Linked DNA regions of Homo sapiens: region 2 is linked to region 1. Evidence: chromatin loops called from intact Hi-C (ENCODE). Cell type or tissue: heart right ventricle. All regions are shown on one strand. Each heading gives the region's core, and the rest is flanking DNA. Links, peaks and the distances in the headings are about the cores only.

The links. Peaks named below come from ENCODE experiments on the same cell type or tissue, not always from the same donor. Only the 100,000 strongest peaks of a DNase experiment are listed, where the experiment ranks them.
Region 2: a loop joins it to region 1, with 13 times the contacts of the local background. A loop is called at or near these places in 74 of 110 quality-filtered maps.

The regions. Positions count from the first base shown.
Region 1 is chr19:55,137,124-55,144,819 of GRCh38, forward strand. TNNT1 (troponin T1, slow skeletal type) reads right to left here. Exons shown (of 14, transcript NM_003283.6): 7 at 4,734-4,797; 8 at 4,063-4,179; 9 at 3,760-3,837; 10 at 838-951; 11 at 1-89. Among named protein-coding and RNA genes, the nearest start is that of TNNT1, 8.2 kb to the right of the region's middle. RefSeq lists enhancers at 4,149-4,208, 4,338-4,842 and a silencer at 4,426-4,651. In heart right ventricle, for the core only: a CTCF peak has its summit at 4,282 (motif pointing right); a DNase peak (open chromatin) is centred at 4,298; H3K27ac peaks cover 388 bases; H3K27me3 peaks cover 2,974 bases.
Region 2 is chr19:55,414,613-55,422,144 of GRCh38, forward strand. All of the region lies in intron 2 of LOC105372462 (a long non-coding RNA gene), which reads left to right. Among named protein-coding and RNA genes, the nearest start is that of UBE2S, 11 kb to the left of the region's middle. RefSeq lists enhancers at 3,815-3,944, 4,500-5,069 and a silencer at 5,406-5,606. In heart right ventricle, for the core only: a CTCF peak has its summit at 3,731 (motif pointing left); a DNase peak (open chromatin) is centred at 3,736; H3K27me3 peaks cover 1,681 bases.

The sequences.
Region 1 (7,696 bases), core at 1,695-6,694:
TAGTCAATGTCCAGAGGCTTCTTACGCTCGGAGAGGATGCGCACCTTCATCTCCCGCCCCGTCTGCCGCTTACCACGCTTCTGTTCTGCCTGAGGGTGGGGGAGGCGGAACAGTAAACTGGGGGCCACATCCCACAGAGCACTGCCGTGTCGGGACCCACACGTCGGATCCCACAGACCATTTCCATGTTGGGACCACAGGTCTGCACCCCAGGCCCATCTCCTTCAGACCTAGGAGTCCAGCCCCACTCCCTCCTCCCTCAGATTCAGGAGGAGTCCAGACCCCCAGTCCCTTCTCTTAGACTGAGTCCAAGCCCCAGACCCTCTCGCATTAGGAACCAGAAGTCTGGCCCCCAGCCCCTCCTCCCTCAGCCCAGGAGTCCAGACCCCAGCCCCTCCTCCCTCAGACCCAGGATTGCAGGCCCCGAGCCCCTCCTCCCTCAGACCCAGGAGTGCAGGCCCCCAGCCCCTCCTCCCTCAGACCCAGGAGTCCAGGCCCCCAGCCCCTCCTCTCAGACTGAGTCCAAGCCCCAGACCCTCTCGCATTAGGAACCAGAAGTCTGGCCCCCAGCCCCTCCTCCCTCAGACCCAGGCGTCCAGGCCCTCAGCCCCTCCTCCCTCAGCCCAGGAGTCCAGGACCCCAGCCCCTCCTCCCTCAGACCCAGGCGTCCAGACCCCAGCTCCTCCTCCCTCAGACCCAGGAGTTCAGGGCCCAGCCCCTCCTCCCTCAGACCCAGGAATCCAGGCCTCAGCCCCTCCTCCGTTAGGAACCAGAGGTCTGGCCCCCAGCCCCTGCCCCCTCAGAACTCAGACCTCAGGCTCCTGCAGGCTGACTCACCTTGACCAGGTAGCCGCCAAAATGGGCCCCCATGTTGGACAGCACCTTCTTTTTCTTGGCATCATCCTCTGCCCGCTTCTTGGCCTCTTCCTCTTCCTTCCTCATCTTCTCCTCCTGTGGGAAGTAAGGGGTTAACCTCATGGACTCCCCTGTAGGACTGAGGGAGGAGGGCCCTGGGATGTGGAACTGGGGCACAGGGATCAGCAGACCCAGTGCCGCAGAGGCTGCTGGGACATCAGAACCAGCAGAAACGCAGGGGTACCCACTCCCGGCCCTGCCACGTCTCCCCGTGTGACCACCTACAAGTCCCTTCCCCTCTGTTTTTTTTTTTTTTTGAGACGGACTCTCGCTCTGTTGCTCAGGCTGGAGTGCAGTGGTGCGATCTTGGCTCACTGCAACCTCCGCCTCCCGGGTTTAAGCAATTCTCCAGCCTCAGCCTCCTGAGTAGCTGGGATTACAGGCACCCGCCACCGCGCCCAACTAATTTTTGTATTTTTAGTGGAGACGCGGTTTCACCATGTTGGCCAGGCTGGTCTCAAACTACTGACCTCAAGTGATCCGCCTGCCTCGGCCTCCCGGAGTGCTGGGATTACAGGCGTGAGCCACCGCACCTGGCCCCCTTCTCTGGGTCTTAATATCCTCCCAGAAAAAATCGAAATGAAGGAGAAGAAGAAATGCCTGCTTTTTCTGCATGTCTCCACCCTGAAATAGCCGATAGTGAACTCTGCTGTACGACCTCACTCCAGATGCTCAGCCTGTCTGGGCCACAGTCGCCCTTAGTCTCAGGATATGAGAATGTCTGTTTTGAGGGGGTCAAGGGAAGTAACTGGTGATAAGACCAGGGACTGGGGAGATTAAAGAGGCTGATGGCCTTGAGCCTGAGGAAGGGGTTCTGGAATATTGAGCGAAGGCATTACGACATTCGAGAAACTCTTCATTGAATGTTCCAGAAACAGTGGTTTGTCCAGGCTGAGCCCCGTCTCCTTATGGTGGACATGAGGCTTTTTGTACACCCAGCACTCCGTACCTGAATTAGTTTCCTTTCTGTTTTTGAGATGGAGTCTCGCTCTGTCACTCAGGCTGGAGTGCAGTGGTGCAATCTCTGCTCTGTTCACTGCAACCCCCACCTCCTGGGTTCAAGTGATTCTCCTGCCTCGGCCTCCCAAGTAACTGGGATTACAGACATGTGCCACCATTACCAGCTAATTTTTGTATTTTTAGTACAAACAGGGTTTCACCATGTTGGCCAGGCTGGTCTCAAACTCCTGGCCTCAGGTGATCCACTTGTCTCGGTCTCCCAAAGTGCTGGGATTACAGGCGTCAGCCATCGCGCCTAAACTTAGTTTCCTATCACTGCTGTAATTTGCAAATTTAGTGGCAGAAAAACAATGCAGATTTGTTATCTTACAGCTCTGCAGATCAGACATCTGAAATTGGTCCCCCTGGGCTGGAATCAAGTTGTGAACAGAACCAATTTATTCTGGAGGTTCTAGGGGAGAATTCATTCCCTTCCCTTTTCCAGCTGCTGCCTGCATGTCTGGGCCCATGGACCTTCTTTCATCTTCAGAGGCAGCCATGCAGCATCTTCAAATCTCTCAGTCTGACCCTCTGGCCTTCCTCTTATAAGGACCCTTGTGATGATCTTGCCCTTCCCCACAGGTAATCCAGGACAACCTTCCCATCTCAAGATCTTTAATTTAATCACATCTGCAAAATCCCCTTCACAGCTGGGTGACGGGCAGGTGGCTGTAATCCCAGCTACTCGGGAGGCTGAGGCAGGAGGATCACTTGAGCCCAGGAGTTTGGGAACAACGTGGGCAACATAGAAAGACCCTATCTCAAATAAAAAAAAATAATAATAATAGTAATAATGATGACAATGGCCAGGCATGGTGGCTCATGCCTGTAATCCTAGCACTTTGGGAGGCCAAGGGGGTGAATCACCTGAGGTCAGGAGTTCAAGACCAGCCTGAACCAACATGGAGAAACCCCATTTCTACTAAAAATACAAAAATTAGCCGAGCCTGGTGGCAGGTGCCTGTAATCCCAGCTACTCAGGAGGCTGAGGCAGGGGAATTGCTTGAACCAGGAGGCGGAGGTTGCAGTGAGCTGAGATCGCGTCACTGCACTCCAGCCTGGGTGACAGAGCGAGACTGTCTCAGAAAAAAAAAAAATTAAAATTAAAAAAAAAGGGAAAAGAAGAAAATGGAGAATCCAGGCCGGGCACGATGGCTCATGCCTGTCATCCCAGCACTTTGGGAGGTGAAAGCAGGTGGATTGCTTGAGCTTAGGAGTTGAAGACCAGCCTGGACAACATGGCAAAATGCTGTCTCTACAAAAAATAAAAAAATAAAAAAAACTAGTGGGGCAGAGTGGCGCAGCCTATATAGTTCCAGCGACTCTGGAGGCTGAGGTGGGAAAATCATTTGAGCCCAGGAGGTCCTAGTTATAGTGAGCTAGGATCACACCACTGCACTTCAGCCTGGGTGACAGAGCAAGACCCTATTTCCAAATAAACGAATAAAAAATAATAATAGGCCGGATGCGGTGGCTCACACCTGTAATCCCAGCACTTTGGAAGGCTGAGGTGGGCGGATCATGTGGTCAGAAGATCAAGACCATCCTGGCCAACATGGTGACACCCCATCTCTACTAAAAATACAAAATTTAGCCGGGCGTGGTGGTGCGCACCTGTAGTCCCAGCTACTGGGGAGGCTGAGGCAGAAGATTCGCTTGAACCTGGAAGGCAGAGGTTACAGTGAGCTGAGATCGTGCCACTGCACTCCAGCCTGGGCGACAGAGCTAGACTCCGTTTCAAAGAATAATAATAATAGTAATAATAATAATAATAATAATAATAACAAAATGGGCATCCGGCTGAAGAAGTAACATTTGGGCTCTCAGGGCAGGGGAGGCACCCACCGCCAGCTTAGCCTGACGTTCGCGTTCCTTCTCAGTTCTGAAGCGCTGTTGCTCGGCTCTCTCTGACCGGCGCCGCTCCTGGGAAACGGAGAAGCATAAGGGGGTGCAGGGACGTACCCCCAGTCTTCCTTCCCCAGAGTAGGCTAATAAACAGATTGGAGTGTGGCCACCGACTTGGGTGAATTCGCGAAAGCCTAAGGCTCAGCTCTGTACTAGGAGGAAAACTATTATCTGCATCTCCCAAGATGCAAGGGATCCACATGGAGGGAGGAAGACCGGGGGGAACCCGGACTCTCGGCTCACAATGCGCTCCTTCAAGGCAACCAGCTCCTCTTCCTCCTTCTTCCGCTGCTCGAAATGTACATCGATGAGTGTCTGCAGCTCCAGCAGGTCTTTCTCCATGCGCTTGCGGTGGATGTCCTGCAGGACACACGGGCAGCCCGTCCTAGGAGACCCTGGAGGGGGCAGCAGCCTCCCAGCACCTCCCCCATGCAGGATGGTGAACTGAACCGTTTCCCAGGACGGTATCCAGCAGGTGGCAGCAATGCCTCGTGTTTGACACTAATCAGCTCTTCCAAGGACAGGCTTCCCAAAGACGGGAGTGGGGAGTGGGGACCGGCGCCTTTTTTTTTTTTTTTCCTCCCAGGCTGGAGTGAAATGGCGCGATCTCGGCTCACCGCCACCTCCGCCTCCCAGGTTCAAGCGATTTTCCTGCCTCAGCCTCCCGAGTAGCTGGGATTACAGACACCTGCCACCACGCCCGGCTAATTTTTGTATTTTTAGTAGAGACGGGGTTTCACCATATTAACCAGGCTGGTCTCGAACTCCTGACCTCAGGTGGGTCACCTCAGCCTCCCAAAGTGCTGGGATTACAGGCATGAGGCCCCGCGCCCGGCCGGCGCCTTTTCATGATTGACACAAAGGCCCCTTAAAGACTAGCAACTGCGCCTGCGGAGGGGTCTCTTGTCACTTACATCGAAGTCAACGCGCTCCCCTTCTGGGATCTTTGGCGGGATCAAAGGAGGCACCACGGGGCGGCTGAGTGGACAGAAACACAGAGACCATGAGTGGCCCGACCTCCCTGAGCCACCTCCCACCTCCGGGATGTGCCGTCCAGTGAGGTAGCCGCCAGCCCCGGGAGGCTCCTGAACGTGGAGGGTCCCAGCTGAGGCGGGCTGTCAGTGAAACACACAAAAGAAGGTAAAATACCTCACTACTCATGTTTTTTTGGTTGTTGTTGGTTTTGTTTTGTTTTTTTGACGGAGTCTTGCTCTGTCACCCAGGCTGGAGTGCGGTGGCGCCACCTCGGCTCACTGCAAGCTCCGCCTCCTGGGTTCACGCCATTCTCCTGCCTCAGCCTCCCGAGTAGCTGGGACTACAGGCGCCCACCACCAAGCCTGGCTAATTTTTCTGTATTTTTAGTAGAGACGGGGCTTCACTGTGTTAGCCAGGATGGTCTCGATCTCCTGACCTCGTGATCCGCCCGCCTCGGCCTCCCAAAGTGCTGGGATCACAGGTGTGAGCCACCGCGCCCGGCACTAATCATGTTTTATACTGATTACATGTTGAAATGATAAAACATTATATAACAGATTAAAAAAACTGTGCTATGAAAATTAATTTTTCCTATATTGTTGTACTTTAAAAAATATGCCTAGTAAGAATTTTTTTTTTTTTTTTGAGACAGAGCCTCACTCTGTCACCCAGGCTGGAATGCAGTGGCGCCATCTCTGCTCACCACAACAACCTCCACCTCCCAGATTCAAGCGATTCTCCTGCCTCAGCTTCCCGAGTAGTTGGGATTACAGGCGCCTGCCACCACGCCTGGGTAATTTTTGTATTTTTAGTAGAGACGGGGTTTCACCATGCCGGCCAAGCTGGTCTTGAACTCCCGACCTCAGGCGATCTGCCTGCCTCAGCCTCCCAAAGTGCTGGGATTACAGGCAGGAGCCCCTGCGCCCAGCCATTTTTAAATTTTTTGTAGAGATGGCGTTTCACAGCCTGGGCGCGGTGGCTCACGCCTGTAATCCTAGCACTTTGGGAGGCCAAGGTGGGCGAATCACTTGAGGTCAGGAGTTCAAAACCAGCTTGGGCATCATGGTGAAACCCCATCTCTACTAGAAATTAAAAAAAAAAATTAGCTGGGCATGGTGGTACGTGCCTGTAATCCCTGCTACTCAGGAGGCTGAGGCAGGAGAATCGCTTGAACCCCGGAGGCAGAGATTGCAGTGAGCCGAGATCGTGCCATCGCACTCCAGCCTGGGTGACAGAGGGAGACTCTATCTCAAAAAAAAAAAAAAAGAGATGGCGTTTCACTATGTTGTCCAGGGTGGTCTTGAACTTCTGAGCTCAAGTGATCCTCCCGCCTCAGCCTCCCAGAGTGCTGGGACTATAGGCGTGAGCCACTGCGCCCAGCCTTTAGTAAGAAATTGTAAGTGACGTGTGTGGCTTGCCATCTATTTCTATTGGGTGGTGCCGCTCTGAGGCTCAGCCCTCAGCCTGCTCTGATTTCCTGCCACTTCCTTGGAATTCTCTTTTCTGGGTTTCTGAGACAGTGAAGAGCGATTCCAAGATGAAGCAGACAGGACTTAGGGGATGCTGGGCAAGGGGAGGGAAGAGGTGAGGACAATCCCCAAGGGTCTCTGGGCCAGGGGGCCAAGTGTACAGCAGGGCCGTCATCTCCATCTTGGAAAAGTCGATAAGCTCCATCAGGGCGTCATGTGTGGGAATAAAATATGGCTTACCATATTGTACAGGAATGAATACCGGCTTGCCTCCCACCCCTCTGGCTGTTCCATCCCTATCTCCTGCCCCGACAGCCCCGTGAGCTGCCAGTGAGCTTTCCTTTTCCCTTTTCTCATCATCAATGCCATTCACTCCAATGACTTCAGGTATCATCAACTGCTGAGGACTCGCCAACTGTCTCTGGTCCAGACTCTCTCCTAAGCCCCAGACTCAAGCTAACAGGTATCTCCTGAACTTTTCCCACCTTCCCACACATGACGTCCTGATGGAGCTCACCAACTTCTCTGAGAAGGAGATGGCAGCCCCACTGTCCACTTTGTTCCCCAGCCCAGAGACCCTTCGGGGTTGTCCCCATTGCTTCCCTCCCCTTGCCCAACAATCCCCAAGTCCTGTCCCTTTGCCTTGGAATCCCTCTCAGTCCATTCCCCCACCCCACCCCACCCCCTTTTTTTTTTTTTGAGATGGAGTTTCACTCTTGTTGCCCAGGCTGCCGTGCAATGACACGATCTTGACTCACTGCAACCTCTGCCTCCCGGTTCAAGCGATTCTCCTGCCTCAGCCTCCCAAATAGCTAGGATTACAGGTGCCCACCACAATACCTGGCTAATTCTTTTGTATTTTTAGTAGAGACAGAGTTTCACCATGTTGACCGGGCTGGTCTCAAACTCCTGACCTTAGGTAATCCGCCCCCCTCAGCCTCCCAAAGTGCTGGAATTACAGGCATGAACCACTGCGCCCGGCCCCATTCCCTTATTTTTATTTATGTTTTAGAGACAGGGTCTTGCTCTGTTGCCCAGGCTGGAGTACAGTGGTGTAATCATAGCTCACTGCAGCCTCCAAATCCTGGGTTCGAACAATCCTCCTTCCTCAGCCTCCTGAGTAGCTGGAATCACAGGTGTGTGCCACTGTGCCCGGCTAATTTTTTAAAATTTTTTGTAGAGATGTGGGGGATCTCATTTTGTTACTTAGGCTGATCTTGAACTCCTATCCTCAAGTGATCCTCCCACCTGCCGCTGCGCAGGCAGAGGGCACAGTGTGTGCAAAGGCTCAGGGGTATGAAAGCACAGGCATGGCTAGAGAACCATGAAACGCTGTGTGTCTGTCAGTGGGGAAGGCAGATGCCGGAAAGGTCCGCTGGAGCCAGATGGGGAAGGCTTTGAATGCAGGCTAGTTGCTTTGACTGCGTCTTAAG
Region 2 (7,532 bases), core at 1,078-6,077, 280 kb after region 1:
TGGAAGCAGAAAATCCAGCAGCAAGTGGACTGTGGCTTGGCGAGGGTGGCGACCGTCTGGGAAAGGGGTGGAGGGAAGGGAGCAGATGTGAGAACTAATCAGAAGGTGGTCTAGTGATAGGCAGCCTTCCAAATCCTTTGGGAGACAGGAATTGTCAGAGGATGGGATTGGGAAGGGGCACCCTTTCTTTGCTAAGTACTAGTAACCCATGAACTCGCTTTTGTTCAGGGCCGGGCGTGGTGGCTCATGCCTGTAATCCCAGCACTTTGGGAGGCCTAGGCGGGTGGATCACCTGAGGTCAGGAGTTCAAGACCAGCCTGGCCAACAAGGTGAAACCGCATTTCTACCAAAAATACAAAAATTAGCCGGGCACGGTGGTGCATGCCTGTGATCCCAGCTATTCAGGAGGCTGAGGCAGGAGACTTGCTTTAATCTGGGAGGCGGAGGTTGCAGTGAGCCGAGATCACGCCACTGCACTCCAGCCTGGGCAGCAGAGTGAGACTCTATCTCAAAAGAATTTACTTTTGTTCAGTGAAACCTAAATTGTCCCTTTGGCTTGAATTCTGGTTTCAGAAATTAATCTTCATTTCTGTCCATCTGTATTAAATTACAAAAGAAATAGGTGTTTGGAGGGAAATCCACAGTTACTGAGGCATGGGAAATGAAGGCTGGAGGTGCTGCTCTAGCCCTCCTTCCCCTCCTACCCTCCACATCCACACTTCTCTCCGCAGCCCTTCCCGTCCACATCGATCAGTAGCCTTCAATTAAACTGCTGCACAGCAAGTGTCACTCAATACAATCACAGTATAGAGCAGGTGCAGTGGCTCATGCTTGTAATCCTAGTACTTTGGGAGGCCTCAGAGAGAAGATCATTTGAACCCAAGAGTTCAAGACCAGCCTGGGCAACATAGGGCAACCCTGTCTCTATAAAAAAATAAGAAATTAATTTTTTTTGAGAGAGAGAGTCTCACCCTGTTGCCCAGGCTGGAGGGCAATGGCGTGATCTCGGTTCACTGCAACCTCCACCTCCCAGGTTCAAGCACTTCTCCTGCCTCAGCCTCCCAAGTAACAGGGATTATAGGCACGCGCCACCACGCCCAGCTAATTTTTGTATTTTTAGTAGAGACAGTGTTTCACCATGTTGGCCAGGCTGGTCTCAAACTCCTGACCTCAGATGGTCCGCCTGCCTCGGCCTCCCAAAGTGCTGGGATTATAAGCGTGAGCCACCGCACCCAGCCAAAATAAAAATAATAAAAAAAAAAGTTAGCCAGGCTTGGTGGTGTATACCTGTAGTCCCAGCTCCTCGGGAGGCTGACGTGGGAGAAACACTTGAGCTGAGGAGGTTGAGGCTGCGGTGAGCTGTGTTCACACCACTGCACTCCAACCTGGGTGACACAGGAAGACCCTGTCGCAAAACAAAAACAAAAACTCTCAAAAAACAACAGAAAAGGTCAAAGATCCCACTGTAGTTTCATCGTACTCTCTGACTGATGGGCATCAAGGCTGAGCCCAGCGCATGGCTAGACACTGCTGTGAGCATCCTCCTTCATCTGTTCATCTTTGGGTACAGCCGTGAACATTTCCGAAGGACAAAGTCTTAGGGGAACTTTCAAGATCAAAGAGAATGCGTGCTTGCCATTCTGCCCAGTGGCCCTTGGCAGGGTTCTCCTTATTTGGATTCCCAAGATGTGACTTACTCGTTTAACCCGTATTTCTTTAGCACCAGATATACACCGGGCACTGTTCTGGGTGCTTGGGACACATCCGAGAACAAGATAGGAAACAAAATCCCTGCCCTCCTGGGGCTTCCATTCCAGCGGGGAGACTAAAAGTCTTCCTGGGACTGAGTGGCAGCCCAGGATGCAGGCCTTTGCATGCTCACACTGGGGAAGTCCTGGGCTAATAGGTAAGTCAAGTTGGTAGTATTAAAAGATATTGGCAATGCACAGTGGCTCATGCCTGCAGTCCTAGCACTTTGGGAGGCTAAGGCAGGAGGATCACTTGAGCTCAAGAGTTTGAGATCAGCCTGGGCAACATAGTGGGACCCTGTCTCTACAAAAAAATTAAAAATTAGCCAGGAGTGGTGGCACATGCCTATAGTCCTAGCTACTTAGGAGGGTTGAGGCAGAAGGATTGCTTGAGCCCAGGAGGTTGAGGCTGCAGTGAGCCATGATCACGCCATGGCACTCCAGCCTGGGTAGCATAGTGAGACCCTGTCTGAAAAATAGAATAAAGATATTAATTGCTGTAAATATTAGTGTAGGCTAAGGAGGTTCAGGAATGTTGTGAGGGGGACAGTTTTTTTTTTTTTTTTTTTTGACGGAGTCTTGCTCTGTTGCCCAGGCTGGAGTGCAGTGGCGCCATCTCGGCTCACTGCAACCTCTGCTTCCCAGGCAGAGATTCTCCCAGGAGAATCAAGCAGTTCTCCTGTCTCAGCCTCCCAAGTAGCTGGGACTACAGGTGCGCACCACCATGCCCAGCTAATTTCTGTATTTTTAGTAGAGATGGGGTTTTACTATGTTGGCCAGGCTGGTCTTGACCTCCTGACCTCGAGATCCTCCCACCTCGGCCTCCCAAAGTGCTGGGATTACAGGCGTGAGCCACCATACCTGGTGTGGGGGTAGAGTTTTCTTTTTTTGAGACAGAGTCTCACCCTGTTGCCCAGGCTGGGGTGCAATGGCGTGATCTCGGCTCACTGCAACCTCTGCCTCCCAGGTTCAAGCAGTTCTCCTGCCTCAGCCTCCCAAGTAGCTGGGATTACAGGTGTACGCCACCACACCTGGCTAATTTTTTGTGTGGTTAGTAGAGACGGGCTTTCACCATCTTGTCCAGGCTGGTCTCGAACTCCTGACCTCGTGATCCGCCTGCCTTGGCCTCCCAAAGTACTGGGATTACAGGTGTGAGCCACTGCGCCTGGCCAAGGGGGACAGTTTTAAATATGGTAGAACTAATTGAGAAGGTAACATCTGAATAAAGATTCAAATGAAGCGGCCGGGCACAGTGGCTCATGCCTGTAAACCCAGATCCCAGCACTTTGGGGAGCTGAAGTGGGTGGATCACTTGAAGTCAGGAGTTTGAGACCAGCCTGGCCAACATGGTGAAACCTCGTCTTTAATAAAAATACAAAAATCAGTAGGGTGTGGTGATTCGTGCCTGTAGTCCCAGCTACTTGGGAGGCTGAGGCAGGAGAATCACTTGAACCCAGGAAGCGGAGGTGGAGGTGGTGGTGAGCCGAGATCATGACACTGCACTTTAGCCTGGGTGACAGAGCGAGACTTTGTTTAAAAAAAAAAAAAAATTAAAGGAAGTAAGAGAGCAAGTTTTGTGGGAATCCAGAGAAAAGCCATTCCAGGCAGAGGAAACTGCCAGTGTCAAAGTCCCCTCACAGGAGTGAGCCTGACGATGAGCAGTCTTCAAAAGATTCCACATCATGGGCAAGTCAAGGTGTCCCATCTTTTATTTGCATCTCCTTTCTTCCCAGTGAGGTTGAGCATCCTTTCCTGAGTTTCTGTGTCTGCTAGTCTGTGGTTGGTAGCAGGTTCTCTGCTCCTTAGTTCCTGAGTACTTCTGAGCAGACACTTGTGACCTTCCCAGCTTGAGGGGTCTGCACACGCTGGGGTAGGTAATTGACAAAAACTACTTTCCTCTGTGCCTCTGGAGCTGAACTTGGAACTCTCCTGGGTGGGAGAGGCCCTGATCAATGCAAAAATAGGCCCTTAAGTGGATCGGGTGCTCCCTCTAGTGACAGACACAGCAGTAATTAAATGCATTACCCGGGGCCAATCCTGCTTCGCAAATCCCTGAGCACAAGGCAGAGACTTCTTGAGTGCACTAGGAATTTCTTGTAATGACTGTACAACCAACACTGGTGACGCACACCAAGCTTAAACAGAAAAATGCCCAGTGCTGGGGAGGGTGGGAGCACACGGACATTTTCACATACATGGACTTGGCACAGGCCCTCTGAGTCGTAGTTGGCATTGTCTAGCAAAAGTCTTCAAAATACACCTGCCACTCATCTCCTGAGAGCTCATCCTAAAGAAAATGGAGGGAGTGGCCGGGCGCGGTGGCTCACACCTGTAATCCCAGCACTGTGGGAGGCCAAGGCGGGTTGAGGGAGTGGCCAGGCGCGGTGGCTCACACCTGTAATCTCAGCACTTCGGGAGGCCAAGGTGGATTGAGGGAGTGGCCAGGCGCGGTGGCTCACACCTGTAATCCCAGCACTTCGGGAGGCCAAGGCGGGCAGATCACAAGGTCAGGGGATTGAGAGCAGCCTGGCCAACATGGCGAAACCCTGTCTCTACCAAAAGTACAAAAATTAGCTGGATGTGGTGGCAGTGCCTGTAGTCCCAGCTACTTGGGAGGCTGAGGCAGGAGAATCGCTTGAACCAGGGAGTCGGAGGTTGCAGTGAGCCAAGATTGCACCACTGCACTCCAGCCTGGGCGACAGAGCAAGACTCCATCTCAAAAAAAAAAAAAAAAAGAAAAAAGAAAAAAGAAAAAATTAAAGGAATGCACCAAGTGTTGTGCAAAAAGATGTTCCTCAAGTATTGTTTAGAGTAGTAAAAACTAGGGAAAACCCAAACATCTATTGGTAGTGATGGCAGGGGCTGCTGCTATCATGCTGGCTGCAGCAGGGAGGTGCAGCTGGGGCTGCACGTTTCATGGAGCCGGGGGAGCCCCGCCCCTTCTGAGTTGGGGCAGAGCTCCCCAGGTGTCACTGCAGTCACCCAAACTGTGGCTGTGGATCTGAGCCTCCCTGTGCTCTTGGGGGTGAGGGGGGTGGTGCCAGGAACGGGCAGGATCTGTCCTCCTGGGTGCAGCTGCAGCCACCAGACCCGGTACTGCAAATCTGGGCCTCCAGCTCCACAGAGCAGGCAGGAGCTGGGACAAGTGGGAGCCCTGCCCCTTCTGAATTGGTGGGGTGGGAGCTTCTGGGTGCAGTGGCAACTGCCCTCCCAGGCATGGGACTCAAGAGTCTCTGCAGCCTGCACCCTTGGGGGCCCCAGGAAGGGCCCCCCATCCCTTCAGTCTCAGGGGTGCCTGTTCCCACTGCCTGGCTTCTCACCGCTCCTGGCTCCTGCTCCCATCTCAGATCAGTGGTTAGGGCAGAGCCCCGGGGCTGTGAATGGCAGTAGGAGGCCTGGGCAGAAGGGGGCAGTCCTAAGGAGGGCCTGAAGGCTGGGGGCTGGGCTATCAGTCCTGAGGACCAGAGTGGGGACACGCGGTGCCTCTTCTGGGCTGCCCATGGCTACCCATGGACCAATCAGCATGGACTTCCTTCCCTCTGAGGCCCATAAAAGCTCTGGGCTCAGCCAGAGCAGGGCAGGGGACAGCCAGAGAAGGAAGAGGGAGGAGAGAGGATTGGACTACCAGTGGCAGAGAAGAGCTACCTGCAGACTACCTGCTGGCAGAGAGGAGCCACCCCCACCAGGGCCTCCTCTCTGCTAAGAATTGCAGACATTAGGATGACCAGTTGTAGGGAGGAGCTACCCTCTCCAGAACCTCCTGTCTGCTGATAACTGAACACTCAACAGATGACCTGCCTACAGAGAGGAGCTACCCACTGTGGGTCCTCTGAGCGGTTGTAACACTAAATCAAGCTCATCCTTGTCTTCTTCACCCTTCACTTGTCTGCGTACCTCATTCTTCCTGGACTCAGGACAAGAACTCAGGCAAAGGCATCATTGGCAACAGAGGTTTCCAGCGGGGAAGAAAATCTACACCCCAAAGATCCTGTAGCAGTAGGAACTGGGAAAAAATTATGCTGCATCCATACAACAGAATATGCTATAGCCACTGAAAATGAGGGAGGTTTTGTTGTTTTTTGAATCACTGGTGTCTCGAAGAATCTGATGAAAGTACTGGATCCATTTCCCTGAAAAAAGCAAGTACAAATGCTAACGAATACATGTGAGAAGAATAATGAGTTTGGAAAATTATCATCTGAAGATTGCTGTTCAACTTTTGGAGAGTGATATTCAGATGCTTTGAAGACTTCCAATATTCAAACATCGTTGTAATGCCTGATTCAGCCAAGGCCGGGCATGGTGGCTCACACCTGTAATCCTAGCACTTTGGGAGGCTGAAGTGGGCAGATCATGAGGCCAGGAGTTTGAGAGCAGCCTGACTAACATGGTGAAACCCCGTCTCTACTAAAAATACAAAAATTAGCTGGGCATGGTGGCACATAATCCCAGCTACTCGGGAGGCTGAGGCAGGAGAATCGCTTGACTCCGCAAGGTAGAGGTTGCAGTGAGCCGAGATCACACTGCTGTACTCCAGGCTGAATGACAGAGCAAGGCTCCATCTCGAAAAAAAAATAAAAAAAAATTGATTCAGCCAAGAGAATCATCAGTGGAGGCCAAAGCAGCATGTGAAAGTTTGAGGAGAAAAAAGATAACTACATAGCATCAGGCTAAGTGTGGTGGCTCATGCCTGTAATCCAAGCACTTTGGGTAGTTGATACCTTGATCTTGGACTTCCAGCCTCCAGAACTGTGAAGAAATAGACTTCTGTTGTTGGCCAGGTGCAGTGGCTCCCACCTGTAATCCCAGCACTTTGGGAGGCTGAGGCAGGAGGATGGCTTGAGCCCAGGAGTTTAAGACCAGCCTGGGCAACACAATGAGACCCCCATCTCTATTAAAAAAAAAGCTTAAAAATTAGCCAGGCATGTTGGTGTGCACCTGTAATCCCAGCTATTCAGGAGGCTGAGGTGAGAGGATCCCTTGTGCTCAGAAGGCCAAGGCTGCAGTGAGTCTCGTTGGTGCCACTGCACTCCAGCCTTGGTGGAGTGCACTCAGAGCATATGAGCTCTGAGCACATGAACTTCAGGAAGCATGAGAGCATGGGCTTCCTTCAGCCAAAGCGCTGAGACTCTGGCATCCCTTCTGTGGTTTTCCTGTCTCACACATGTAACCCAGATCTAATCATGAGGAAACATCAGATGCGCCTAAATGCAAGGCATATTCTATAAAATGGCCTACCTGGATTCTTTAAAAAATCAGCATTAAAAAAGGCAAAGACTGGGCTGGGCGTGGTGGCTGCCACCTGTAATCCCAGCACTTTGGGAGGCTGAGGCAGGAGGATCACTTGAGCCCAGGAGTTCTAGCCTGGGCAACATAGTGAGACCCCTTCTCTTAAAAAAAACATCTCCTTAATCTCTGCGTGAATTGTGTGCAATAATAAAAAATAAAAATAGAAAAGAAAGACAAAGACTGAGTAACTGTTTCAGAGTGAAGCCACCTCAGCCGGGCGCAGTGGCTCATGCCTGTAATCCCAGCACTTTGGGAGGCCGAGGCGGGCGGATCACAAGGTCAGGAGATCGAGACCATCCTGGCTAACATGGGGAAACCCCGTCTCTACTGAAAATAGAAAAAAATCAGCCAGGCTTGGTGGCGGGCACGTGTAGTCCCAGCTACTTGGAAGGCTGAGGCAGGAGAATGGCGTGAACCCAGGAGGCGGAGCTTGCAGTGAGCTGAGATCGCACCACTGCACTCCAGCCTGGGCAACAGAGCGAGACTCTGTCTCAA